Linked DNA regions of Homo sapiens: region 1 is linked to region 2. The links are chromatin contacts, found by Hi-C in ENCODE. All regions are on one chromosome and are shown on one strand. The core of a region is the stretch at or near the end of the contact, and the rest is flanking DNA. Distances in the headings are between cores, read along the strand shown.

Region 1 (5,869 bases), core at 347-2,846, 790 kb after region 2:
TCACTATCAGCACGACCATTATCACAGCCATCATCACCACCATCACCACCACCATTTCCACCATCACCACCACCAACATCATCATCACTACCATCACCAACGCCATCAGTAACACCCTCACCACCATCACCATCATCAGCACCATCATTATCAGCATCACCATCATCACCACCCCCATCACCATCATCACTACCATCACCAACGTCATCACTAACACCATCAGCACCATCATCAGCATCACTACGATCACCACCATCACCAACACCATCACTAACACCATCACCAGCATCACTACCATCGCCATCATCACCAACACCATCACCACCATCAGCACCATCTTCAGCATCACTATCATCACCACCAACACCATCATCACTACCATCACCATCATCACCAACACTATCGTTAAAACCATCACCATCATCAACGCAACCATCACCATTATCACTACCAGCACCATCACTGCCAACACTATTACCACCACTGCCATCATCATCACTACCATCACCATCATCACCACCATTACCACTATCATCATCATCATCACCATCATACTTTTTATCATTGTCATCATCACCAGTATTACTGTTATCAACATTATCAGCATCACCACCATTACTTTCATCACAACTATCACCATCATTATACACCCCACCATGATCACAAGCATTAGAAAACCCAGCATCATGCCTGGTGCCATCACCTTCACCATTCTCAAGCCAGCATATAATCTTCCCCAGTGTCATAAATGATGCATTTCTCATACTCAACCCTTAATCATCTTTTGCACTGTTCTTCCTTTCTCCTTGTCTCCCGCAATACCTTCACCCTCTCTGCAAGAGGTCACTCTTTTTTAGTCCCAGGCTGGCTCCATGTCCTTCGTGCTTGCATGCAGATGCACACAGCCCCCACAATCTCCAAGTGATGCTGCCACCCCAAGGGGCTCAGGGAGGAGGTGGGGGAAGAGGAACTTCCCTCTCGGCCCAAAAGCACCCCTACCCACCACAGAACCTGCTACAGAAAAATCACATTCTGCCTCCCAAAGGTTTTCAGAATGGGCTTTGACATGGACCCATTGGGAGTCCCCCAGTTGCCAAAGTGGGTGGGAGCAGTCTTGATGGCCTCTAAGAGCCCTCTAGGCTCAAACATTCTGTAACTCTATTTAAAAAAAATGGCACTGAGATGACCCCAGTCTCAGTGTTTCAGAGCACAGTCGCCAAAGATTTTGGTAACCCATATTATACGGGGCCTCCCTGAGGACTAGGGGCATGGATCCAGAATAAGGGGGTTGGCAATGAATGGGGAGGAGTGCTTTAAGCCCTTGGTCCTGGTCTGGCTCCCAAGGACCCACAGGACCAGGCCTGGCCTCCCACCCCATCCCCACTGCCACTTCCAGCCCCACACTGGAGACTCACTCCTTGCACATGGGCACCTGCAGGAAGTTAAGGTGAACAATGCCCTTCATGTTGGCATGGAGGGAGAAGAGGCCACCCAGGAGGTAATCCCCAGGCAGGTAGAAGTCCGAGTTCTCAGCCGGCTCAGCCAGGACCCATAGGAGGAAGAACAGGGAGGAGATGGTCTTTGCCCTGGGCCCCATGGCTGGGAAGTGATGGTCTCAGGAGGTAGTCCTGCCTCACTGGAGAATTGGCAGCTTGACACCAGGGTATTTGCACAGACATTTACATAGCGATGGTCCTGCCACCGACTGTGGGGCACCTGGAGCAGGTGGAGAGGTTTGGGGGCCCAGAGGGAGGAAAGGAGGGTGGAATTATGATGATTCTTTCTTAGAGCATAGAGGGGCTAGGTGGTCTAGGGGAACCCTATTTGGAAAGAGAGAGCATCCTGATAACTTGGCCATGCCCTGGCCTTCTGCCACTTGTCCAAGGACAAGTCTCATCTTCCTGACATTTCAAATATTTCAGGAGTAAAGGACATAAGTGCTGTCAGGAAACAGAGTACTGTGGCCAAAAGAGCCCAAGCTCTGGAGTCCAGCCAAGTTAGGCCAGGCATGTAGTGATGTATAGGTGTGGAGAAAGTGGTAGCCATTGTCAATAAGAACCAGGCATCATGCTGGTGTCGCGGTTCATCATCTCATATAATGGTTGCAGTAACCGGGACTATTACTAACCCCATTTCAAAGATGAAGAAATGGAGGCACTGAGAAATTAAGAAATCCAGCCCAGGCTTCCTGACTAGCAGAGCTGAGATTCAAACCACATGGTCTGACTCCGGGGCTGGGTCCTTCATCGCTACATCACATTACATCACAAAATTAGTGCTTTTGATAAAAAAAAAAAAAAAAAAAAAACCCAGCGGTGTCAAAGAGGGTGGGGGAAGGAGGGAAGGGAGGGGTGGTCTCACTCCCTCTGAAGGCTGCCATCAGTCAGCCTAGCAACACCCACTCTGGGTCCCCGACCCCTTGGACCCCACACCAAAGGGCAGGGTTGTTGGCAAAACAGAAAGTTGAAAATTCCTAAATTCAAAGGTGAATACGCCCAAGGAGTCAGAAGCGGGGAGGTGGCTCCAGTGAATTAGGGACCCATTTGAATCAGAGACCCCTGTCCATTTAGTGCTGTTTTGCTCCTTTCCAGGCCTACCAACATGTGGCCGAGCCCTAGGGAACCTGCCACACACCACATGGCTGGAATGGGTCTGTCACAGGCACATACCCGGCTGCTGCGCTCCATGGTTCTGATGGGCAGAGGCTTCAAGGTAGAAAAAGGTGATCAAAAACCCCATGATCGGCTGGGCACGGTGGCTTACGCCTGTAATCCCAGCACTTTGGGAGGCCGAGACAGGAAGATCATCTGAGCTCAAGAGTTTGAGACCACCTTGGGCAACGTGGTGAAACCCGGTCTCTACTAAAAATACAAAAAATTAGCTGGGTATGGTGGCACACACTGTAATCCCAGCTACTCGAGAGGCTGAGGCACAAGAATCGAGAATCGCTTGAGCCTAGGAGGCAGAGGTTGCAGTGAGCTGAGGTCATGCCACTGCACTCCAGCTTGGGCTACAGAGTGAGACTCCATCTCAAAAAATAAAAAATAAAAACAAATAAAAACATGCTCTCTCCTGCCCCACCCCAGCCAAGCCCTGCTCCTCCTTCAGGGCCCAGTCTGAGCTTCTCCTCCTCCTAGGAACCACTCCTGCCCCCAGTTCAAGGGAACCTCCCCGGCTCTGAGCAGCAACAAGCCTCCTGTCTGCGTCATCGCTGGGCACTGGCTACCAGCCTTACACCGTTAACCGGATCCTGCTGCGTGTGTCCACTCTACTTGAGGACCCTTGAAACCACGTGACGTGGACCCACCTGGATTTGACATCAGCTGTTTGCTGGATGAGCATGGGCAGGTTCCTTAATCTCTCTGAGGCTCTGTTTCTTCCCCGTTGAAACAAGGATAACAATTTCAGCCTCATGGACTTGGTGTGGGAATTAAGTTAAATAAAACTGGGGGGTGTGGAGCAGGCTTGGAGAAAGGTGAGTTTGCCAAAGTGCGAGGTTGTTTCTTTTTACAACGAAATCAACTGCCGCAGGGGGCACCGTGGGCTCCATGACCAGCTGAAATTGCCCCTTTGTGTCCCAAAGCCTCTCGAAGTTACCCTGAAGGATGTTGGATGTCTTTAGCTACTGCAGAGCCGAAGTGGCGCCTCCTCCCCTGCCCCTGACCTCTCCTGGGACGGGGTCATCCCGTGGGCCTGTAAGCCAACAAGGGGAGGCCTCCTGGTGCTGCAGGAAGAGGCAGAATTGGCTGTGTGATCTGGGCTTGTCCCTGCCCCTCTCTGGGCCTGTGTAAACCAGTGGATTGGAGGTGGGGACTCATAAAATAAAAGGAAGCGCCCTGCAAGGGGTGTTTGGAGGTGTGGGTTCTGGGCCTGACTCTCCTCTCTCTGGGTCTCAGTCCCCTCATCTGTACAGTGGGGAGCCCCTCTTTGCACTGCCCGTGTCTGCCTCCATGTCAGCTGGCCCAAAACCCCAGCACTGACCCGTCACCACTGCCCCATGGGTTCTCTCCATGCCCTCCCACTTTCCACGCCACAACCCCCGCAGACCCTCATCACCCCCTTTCTGCACCTCTCCATCTGCCCCACACTGACTGTTTAAAACCCCAAACCACAGCTGTCAGCTAATCACTCCTCTGCTCTAATACCCGCCGGGGCTCCCCGTCACCAGCTGGATCAAGTCTGAGCTCCTTGTCCTGGCATTTGAGGCCTCCCCAGCCCAGCCCCAGCTCACTCATCCTCCCTTTCCTGGCCTTTCCAGCCTGGTCTCTCCTGCACCACGTGCCACAAACCACAGCCACACTGGCCTCCTTGGGTCTGGGTCCCTGGAGGATCTTCCTGGGGTGGCATTCTAGGGGCCTCCGAGACCATAGACGCCCGCCCTGCCAAATACCTAGGGGTTTATGAGTGGGTTGTAACAACAAATAGCGCCTTTCCCAGAGTGTGATGTATTGTTTCTGTTTTTTAGAGACAGGGTCTCACTCTGTCACCCAGGCTGGAGTGCAGTGGCATGATGAAAACTCACTGCAGTCTTGACCTTCTGGGCTCAAGTGATCCTCCCACCTCAGCCTCCTGAGTAGCTAGGGCTACAGGCACGTGCCACCACACCCAGCTAAGTTTTTTTAATTTTTTGTAGAGATGGAGTCTCTTTATGTTGCCCAGAATGGTCATGAACTCCTGGCCTCAAGAGGTTCTCCCTCCTCTGCCTGCTAAAGTGCTGGGATGACAGGTGTAAATCACCACGCCTGGTGTGTATTAAATCCACCCAGAGTCTATTAAACACCAGGCATTGTGCCAAGCATTTTATATACATTATCATTTAATTCTTACAACTCCCCTTCAAAGTAGCCATTTTTACTACCATTTTGAAGATGAGGAAACTGAGGCTCAAAGAGGCTAAGCAACTTTCCAGAAGTCACAAAGCTACTAGGTGGTGAAGCCAGAATGTAAATCCACGCTGCCCAAGCTCTTAGCCCCTGTGCTAAGTGTGTTCTGCCTACAGAAGCTGTCACTGCACCTCCTGCCATGGGGGTTCTGGGATGGCCCTGCCCTCCCTCAACTCAGGTCCCACCCCAGCTGTTGGGGAAGGATTCGTTCCTGGTACAGCCACAAGAAGGCACATATGACTGCACATGTCAGTTCTGAATTGGGGAATAAAGAGGCCAGGAGGCACTGGGATGTCCTGAAGACTTCTAGAAAAGGCACATTATTTGGCAAAGCTTAGGGGTGGGGGTATGCCAGAGAGAGAGAGAGAGCATCTAAGTTAACTGGGAAGCCCAGGATGTAGCCCTGATCTCAGGGCACGCCCCTCCCTGCCCCTGACCACCCCTGGGGCAGGGCCATCCTGTGGGCCTTTAAGTCAAGATGGGGAGGCCTCCTGGTGCTGCAGGAAGAGGCAGAATTGGCTGTGTGATCAGGGCCTGTCCCTGCCCCTCTTTGGGTAAACCACTGGATGGGAGGTGGGGACTCATAAAACAAAAGGAAGCACCTTGCGTGGGGTGTTGGGACGTGTGGGCTCTGGGCCTGACTCTCCCTTCTCTGGGTCTCAGTTTCCTCATCTATAGAGTGGGGAGGCCCTCTTTGCCCTCTTTGCACTGTCTTCATCTGCCTCCATGTCAGTCGGCCCAAAGCCCCAGTCTCAGGGTTTGGGACGGGGAGGGTGGTAGAAAACAAGAATGGTTAAGCAAGCTGTTTATCCAGTGGGCACCAGCTGAGCCCACTGTGTGACAGGGTTTACCATCCGGAGACAGAAACCAGGGCCCGGGTGAGGGCAGTGCACACTGGAAGACACCGGGGAACCAGGCCCATCCGCAGTGTGATGTACTGTGTCAGAGCTGAGAGAGCCTACGGAGACCCACAAACCCACCCAGTA
Region 2 (5,707 bases), core at 856-3,355:
CTATGGGGATGGTCCAAGCCTTGCCCCATGACTGTGACCTTTCGATCTCTCACTGGGCACCCAGCAAGTGCCAGGCACCAACACTGAGCAAAGCTCTCATTCTCCACAAGGCCTGGCCCAGCAGCAGCTGGGATGGTTTCTCATCCCTTGAGGAACCCCAGAGCATATATTCTCTGCCATCTGAGTAGCCACCCACGTGGCTACTCCCAATATCATCATCACGCTGAACTCTTCCATGACATCAGCCCAATAATGGGTACCTCCATCCCCCCGACCTTGTGACAACATTTCATAGATGTCTTCTCCACACCACTCATACCACCTGCATCGGCACCATCATTAATTTCTTCCTTCATCTGGCAAATATGTATGGAGCCTCTATTATGTGCCAGGTACTCTTCTAGCCACTGGGGACACAGCAGTGAACAAAATCAAGTGTCAGCTCTCGGAGTCTTCCATTCATCCCATTCATCATCCTCACTACTCCCTCCATGACCTTGACTGCCAGCACCATTACCATCACTATAATATCATCAACCATTGTTTCCTGAGCACTTCGCTTGGAGCTGAGCACATAAAAAAGTTACCCCATCCTTGCAGCCCATGTTCTGCTTCCTATCTTCTCATCAGTACAGAGGGAAATCCCTCCTTACACAGACACGCCTCCAGTTTCCCGCAGAGTGTAGCCCCCCAAAGCCCAATGGGTGGAGGAGGGCTGTCTGACCTGCTTGGAAATTCTTTTAGTGTAAAAAGGAGCTGATGCTTCATCCCGAGACAGCTGCATTTCCCCAGAGCAGGAAATGAAATAACACAAAGACTGTGGCTCTCTCAAATAAAAAAAAAAATGCCCATGAGATGCCAGAAAGGGACTGGGGAGAACACTGTGGCTTGTGCTGGGGTCTGGCAGCCTCTGCCCACAAGCAGCATCTCGGCAAGAGCCCCTTAAAGAGTAACTGATAGAGTAATAAGGGAGCATGGGTTGGGGGGAACAGATGATCCTTAATTCTCTGGCTGCAAATGAGTTCATCTATTCACCCACGTGGCTCCTGTTTCCCCTCCTCCCCCTGCCCAGCATCAGGCTTCCTTCTAACCTGGCATTCCATATTACAGAGGGCTCCATCAGCCCCTAGGGCTGGGATTTATTTAAATGGTGAGTGAGCTGTGTGGCCAAAGCCCGTGTTAAGCAATGTTTATTACAATCAATAAATCATGGTCTCGTATCTGATCCAGAGACGGAAATAGCTCGTGAGCCCAGGATGCAAGGGAGAGTGAGGTTAGCACAGCCCGAGATAAGACAGACTCAATCGAGGTCAGTCTCTCCACCCTGGCTGCAGGTGGCTGGGTGCTCTAGAGCTCTGGTCTCCTCTCCTGACATTTCCTCTCCCACCTACCCCTTTGAGAAACCTCCCCCAGGGTCTGCCTTGTCTCCACATGAGAGAAGGCTGACCTGGGAGCAGAGGCACGGCTTGGAGAGCCAGGTGGGCTCCTCAGGAGCAGCAGGATTTGGGTGAGAAAATTGCCGAGTCTCCTTTGGTGACTTCTTTCCTGGTGGGTGGAAGGGTAGCTCCATACCCTGCCACTCTGGAAAGGAAGCAGGGTAGTTAGGAGACAACTTGAAATGCCCAAATCTGCAAGTCTGCAGCTTGGAAGGAGAGGAGCACTAAGGAGGGGTAGATTCATTTAGTTTTAAGAGCACAGTTTTGGTATCACCAAGAGCCAGTTGGGTTCAAATCCCAGCTTCACCACTTCCTTCCATTAGTTACCTAACCTCTCTGTGTAAATTGGAGGAAAGAATATGACCTTCTTTATAGGGTTATTTAGGAGAAATGCAAGGAGTTGGTGTGGGTAGGAGTACTTCACACCGGGGCTGGTATATGGTTTCTTCTCAATAGATGGCACTTGCTGTGGTAGGCTGAATATGCTCCCCCACAAAATGTCCTTGTCGTAATTCCCAGAACCTGCAAATGTCACTTTTATGGCAAAAGGGACTCTGCAGAATCATGAAGGATCTTGGGATGAGGACATTATCCTGGATTATTCCAGCGGGCTCTGTGTAGTCACAATGGGTCCTGGAAGAGAACACAAGAGAATAGAGAATTCAGTGTGAGAAGAAGGCCATGCAACACGAGAGGCAGAATCAGAGAGAGAAGATGCCATGCTGATGGCTTCGAAAATGAAAAAAGGGTCCTGAGTCAAAGAATACAAGTGGATTCTAGGAGCTAGGAAAGTCAGGAAACAGGCTGTGCTCTGGAGCCTCCATAAAAAACCAGTCATGTGAACACCTTGGTGTTAGCCCGTAAGCCTCACGTCAAACTTCTGGCTTCTAGAACTGCAGGAAAAGCAATTTGTGTTGATTTAGCCGGTGAATTTGTGATAATTTTTAAAAGGATCAAGATGGAAAGTAATGTATCTAGGAAGACCATGGTGCTGATGATGCCAGGGCCAGCTTCTCAGATGTCTCCCAGAATCCCTCAGGTCATACATGGAACCCCACCCATCTTCTTGGAAGGAGGAAACCAGGCTAGAGAACGTTCTACATGTGCCTACTTGGCATTACCAGCTCAGAGAAGTGGGAATGTGGAGCTTCACACAGATTTCTGATGCCCATGAAAGTGGTGGTCAAACCCTTTGTGGTCCCAGTCTCATGGGTCACCACAAGCTTATCAAGCAGAGCTTAATTCATGGAGTTTGTTTAGTCAATAGATGCCCTTATACTGGCTGAGGGGTGGCCAGTTGATGCATAGAGAGGGAGGAAAGGCAAGAGCAAATTCTGGGGGAAGCTAAATGTTGTGCAGGCAATTAGGAGTGAGGACTTGGCAGGACCAATCGTCAATACAGAGAACTGGACAATGGCTTGATAATAGGGTGAGGTAGGAGACCCCTTACCTGGGTCGAAGGTCAGGGCAAGCCTTCCTTGATGAAGGGACAGCTGAGCTGGTCCAGGGCTCCTTACAATGCTCCTGGCTAGGAGTAGGATTGGCCCTAGGCCTCAAGGTCTGGGGCAACCTACGACAGCATCTGTGAGCAAAAACCACCCAGGGACCCAGGGAGATGGACTAAGGGACAGTGACAGTGGGAAGTTTCTCTTCCTTCAAATCATGTTCTCCTTTGGACAGATGCATGGGCTCGATCTCTGGATCTACTCTGAAAAGGGAGGGGCTCCTACTCCCCAGTGAGACAGATGAGCCACCCCCAGCAGTGACTCAGGCTGCTGGAAGCAGTGGGTGGCAGTTTCCTTTTCCTTTGTCTTTTTCCTAGGCGGGGCTGCCAGCTCTCCCGGAGGCTCCTTGCCTAGCCCAGAAGGACTGATGGGAGGAGTGGGAGATGGCAGGTGATGTTGGAGATGGGTGCTGGAACTGCCTCAGGGGAGATGCTGGGGAAGACGGGGAAGAGGTGTCGCCAGCTTGGATGATTCTGAGGTCTCCTCTAGTGGTTCTCTAATGCCCACACCTGAACTAGATATAGCAGAATCACCTGGGGAGCTTGTCTACAGAGCGCGCTCCGGAGACCTCCTGCAACAGATTCCCACTCAGTGGTCTGGGATGGGACTTGACTTTGCATTTTTAGGGAGTAGGTTTGGGAGCCACCAGTTTGCATACTGGTTTCAGACAAGCAATGTCCACAAGGCCCCAACAGGCTTGGAGAAAAGAGAGAGGGGGAATAGGAAAAGCAGGATGAAGACAAAGGGAGAGAGGGCAAAGCCAGAGTAGAGGAGCAGAAAAGGCAATGAGTTGAGCACTCACTATTCATGGAGGGCTCTCTAGGCACCAGGCTCATTTGTTCCTCCCTGGAACCCTTCGAGTTCAGTATTGGTATTTCCATTATTCTGTTGAGGATAATGAGGCCCAGGGAGGTTATGTGACTTGCTTAAGGCCAACAGATAATGGATTGGAATTTGACCACTGCATACTATCCATATTTGTGGTCATTGTGCTTACAGAACAGCCCCTTGAGGACTTGTGTCGCCTAAGTTGAATGACAGGGAAGAAACAAAAATGATTGTGTTCTTGGGTCTCTGGAGAAGAAACAACTTCCCAGATGGAAAGCAGAGGCTTCTGTGGTGGCCCCTGGTCCTCATCCTAACCCTAGGCTTTAGTGACTTACCCAGGAGTGAGTTCTTACGGTCCAAAACAGAGCACCTCAGGGATTTGAAAGAGCCTGACCGTCTCCCCAACCTCCCAGGCCCACTCCGTCTCTAGCAGGCACCCAGCCCCTGCCTGGGGCAATCCCCTCTGGCCTTCCCATGAGCCCCCGGCCAGCTCCTGCTCCAGCTCTTGGTTCAGGTCACAGCTGCATCTCTTACAATGGCCCTGGACCTCTGGATTTGGCTTCGGGAGTGGCTCTTCCCCAAGTGCTTCTGGCTCTTTCCCCCAAACTTTGCTTCCAACTCACTCAACAGGCTTGTTCTATTTCAAATGGTGAGCCCATCAGCAACCCTAACTGCATATCAGTGCAGAACAGTGGTGCAGACAGATTCTGTACTTAAGGCATCATGTGGGAACTGGGAAGGGAAAGAAGCTTGTCTTATCCTATTAGTTTTTATCTTGTGTTTGTATTGGGAGGGTTGATCACATTGTCTCTCTCCTGGGATCACCAGACAGGGCCAATGCTAAAGAGCTGTGGGTATCACACTACTTTAGGTGTGATCATCATCAGAGGAGGAGGAAGGAAGTTGAGAAGGAGGAGGAAGGAAGTTGAGAAGGAGGAGGAAGGGGAGCAAAGATGAGGTAAAGAAATAATGGCGTGCTTCTCTCTTCCCTCCACCCCTTATGGGCCACTTTCAGCACAGCAGCCAGAAACACAACCATGATGCATACGTTTAAAGATCTCTCTATTGGTTTCTCTGGCATTTTGGATCAGATAATGCTTTGTGTGGAGGGCTGTTCTGTGCATTGTAAGATGTTTTGCAGCATCCCTGGCCTCTACACATTTGATTCCAGCAACACCTGCCCCAGTCTTAACAGCCAAACATCTCTCCAAATATTGCCAAATTGCTCCCTGTTGAGAACCTCTGCTGAACTGTTGAAAGCCCTGCAATGACTTCTCCAGTGGGCTGTATTATTGCTCCTAATCCTTCCACACCCACAGCCATATGCCTTTGTACCCTCTTCCAGTAGAGGCAGAGTCCATTTCCTTGTCCCAGTGATACTGGGTTCAGCCATCGACTTACATTAGCCAATGGCATGGGAGTGGAAGGGACAGTGAGTCAGTTTTGACTAGACCTTAAGAGACATCACCTGTTACCATCTTCTGCTTCTGCCATTGCCTCAAGAAGGGCATTCCTGGGGCAGTCCGCTGGCCCCAGGAAGAGGATGGGTACATGTGGAGTACACCTGGACCTCACCTAGAGTTCAAGCCAAGCCCAGCCAAGCTCCAGCAAAAGTAGACAACCCCGATCCAAGCTGAAGATGAGGGAGGACAAGTGATTGTCACTTTAAGCCATTGAGTGGCTTGTTAGGCAGCATTATGTGGAGATGGCTGATGAACACAGCCTCCTGTTGAAACTGAGAGACACTCTAAACTCCTTCTCTAACCTCTAAGGCCCTGCATGATTCAACCTCTGCCAAACTCTTTCAGGGATGGGAGGAGCATACGTGGCAGAGGGAAGAGCAAGGAAAAAGACCCTGAGATGGTTCCAAGTCAGGGTTCAGAGGACAGAAATATGGCCAGTGTTAGGCAAGGAGCAGATTGTGGCTGCAGGCCCTGC

What was found. A loop is a pair of places that touch in the nucleus more often than their neighbours do.
Region 1: a map of ascending aorta shows a loop between it and region 2 (5-fold over the local background). The contact joins the promoter of TAS1R2 here to the promoter of LINC01654 in region 2. A Hi-C loop is called at or near these places in 1 of 168 maps with a recorded cell type or tissue (ascending aorta).

What each region holds. Positions count from the first base shown.
Region 1 is chr1:18,858,064-18,863,932 of GRCh38, forward strand. TAS1R2 (taste 1 receptor member 2) reads right to left here and starts at 1,597. Exons shown (of 6, transcript NM_152232.6): 1 at 1,416-1,597. The coding sequence starts at 1,597.
Region 2 is chr1:18,063,552-18,069,258 of GRCh38, forward strand. It overlaps LINC01654 (long intergenic non-protein coding RNA 1654), which reads left to right and starts at 2,106. Exons shown (of 3, transcript NR_125946.1): 1 at 2,106-2,296; 2 at 4,641-4,727.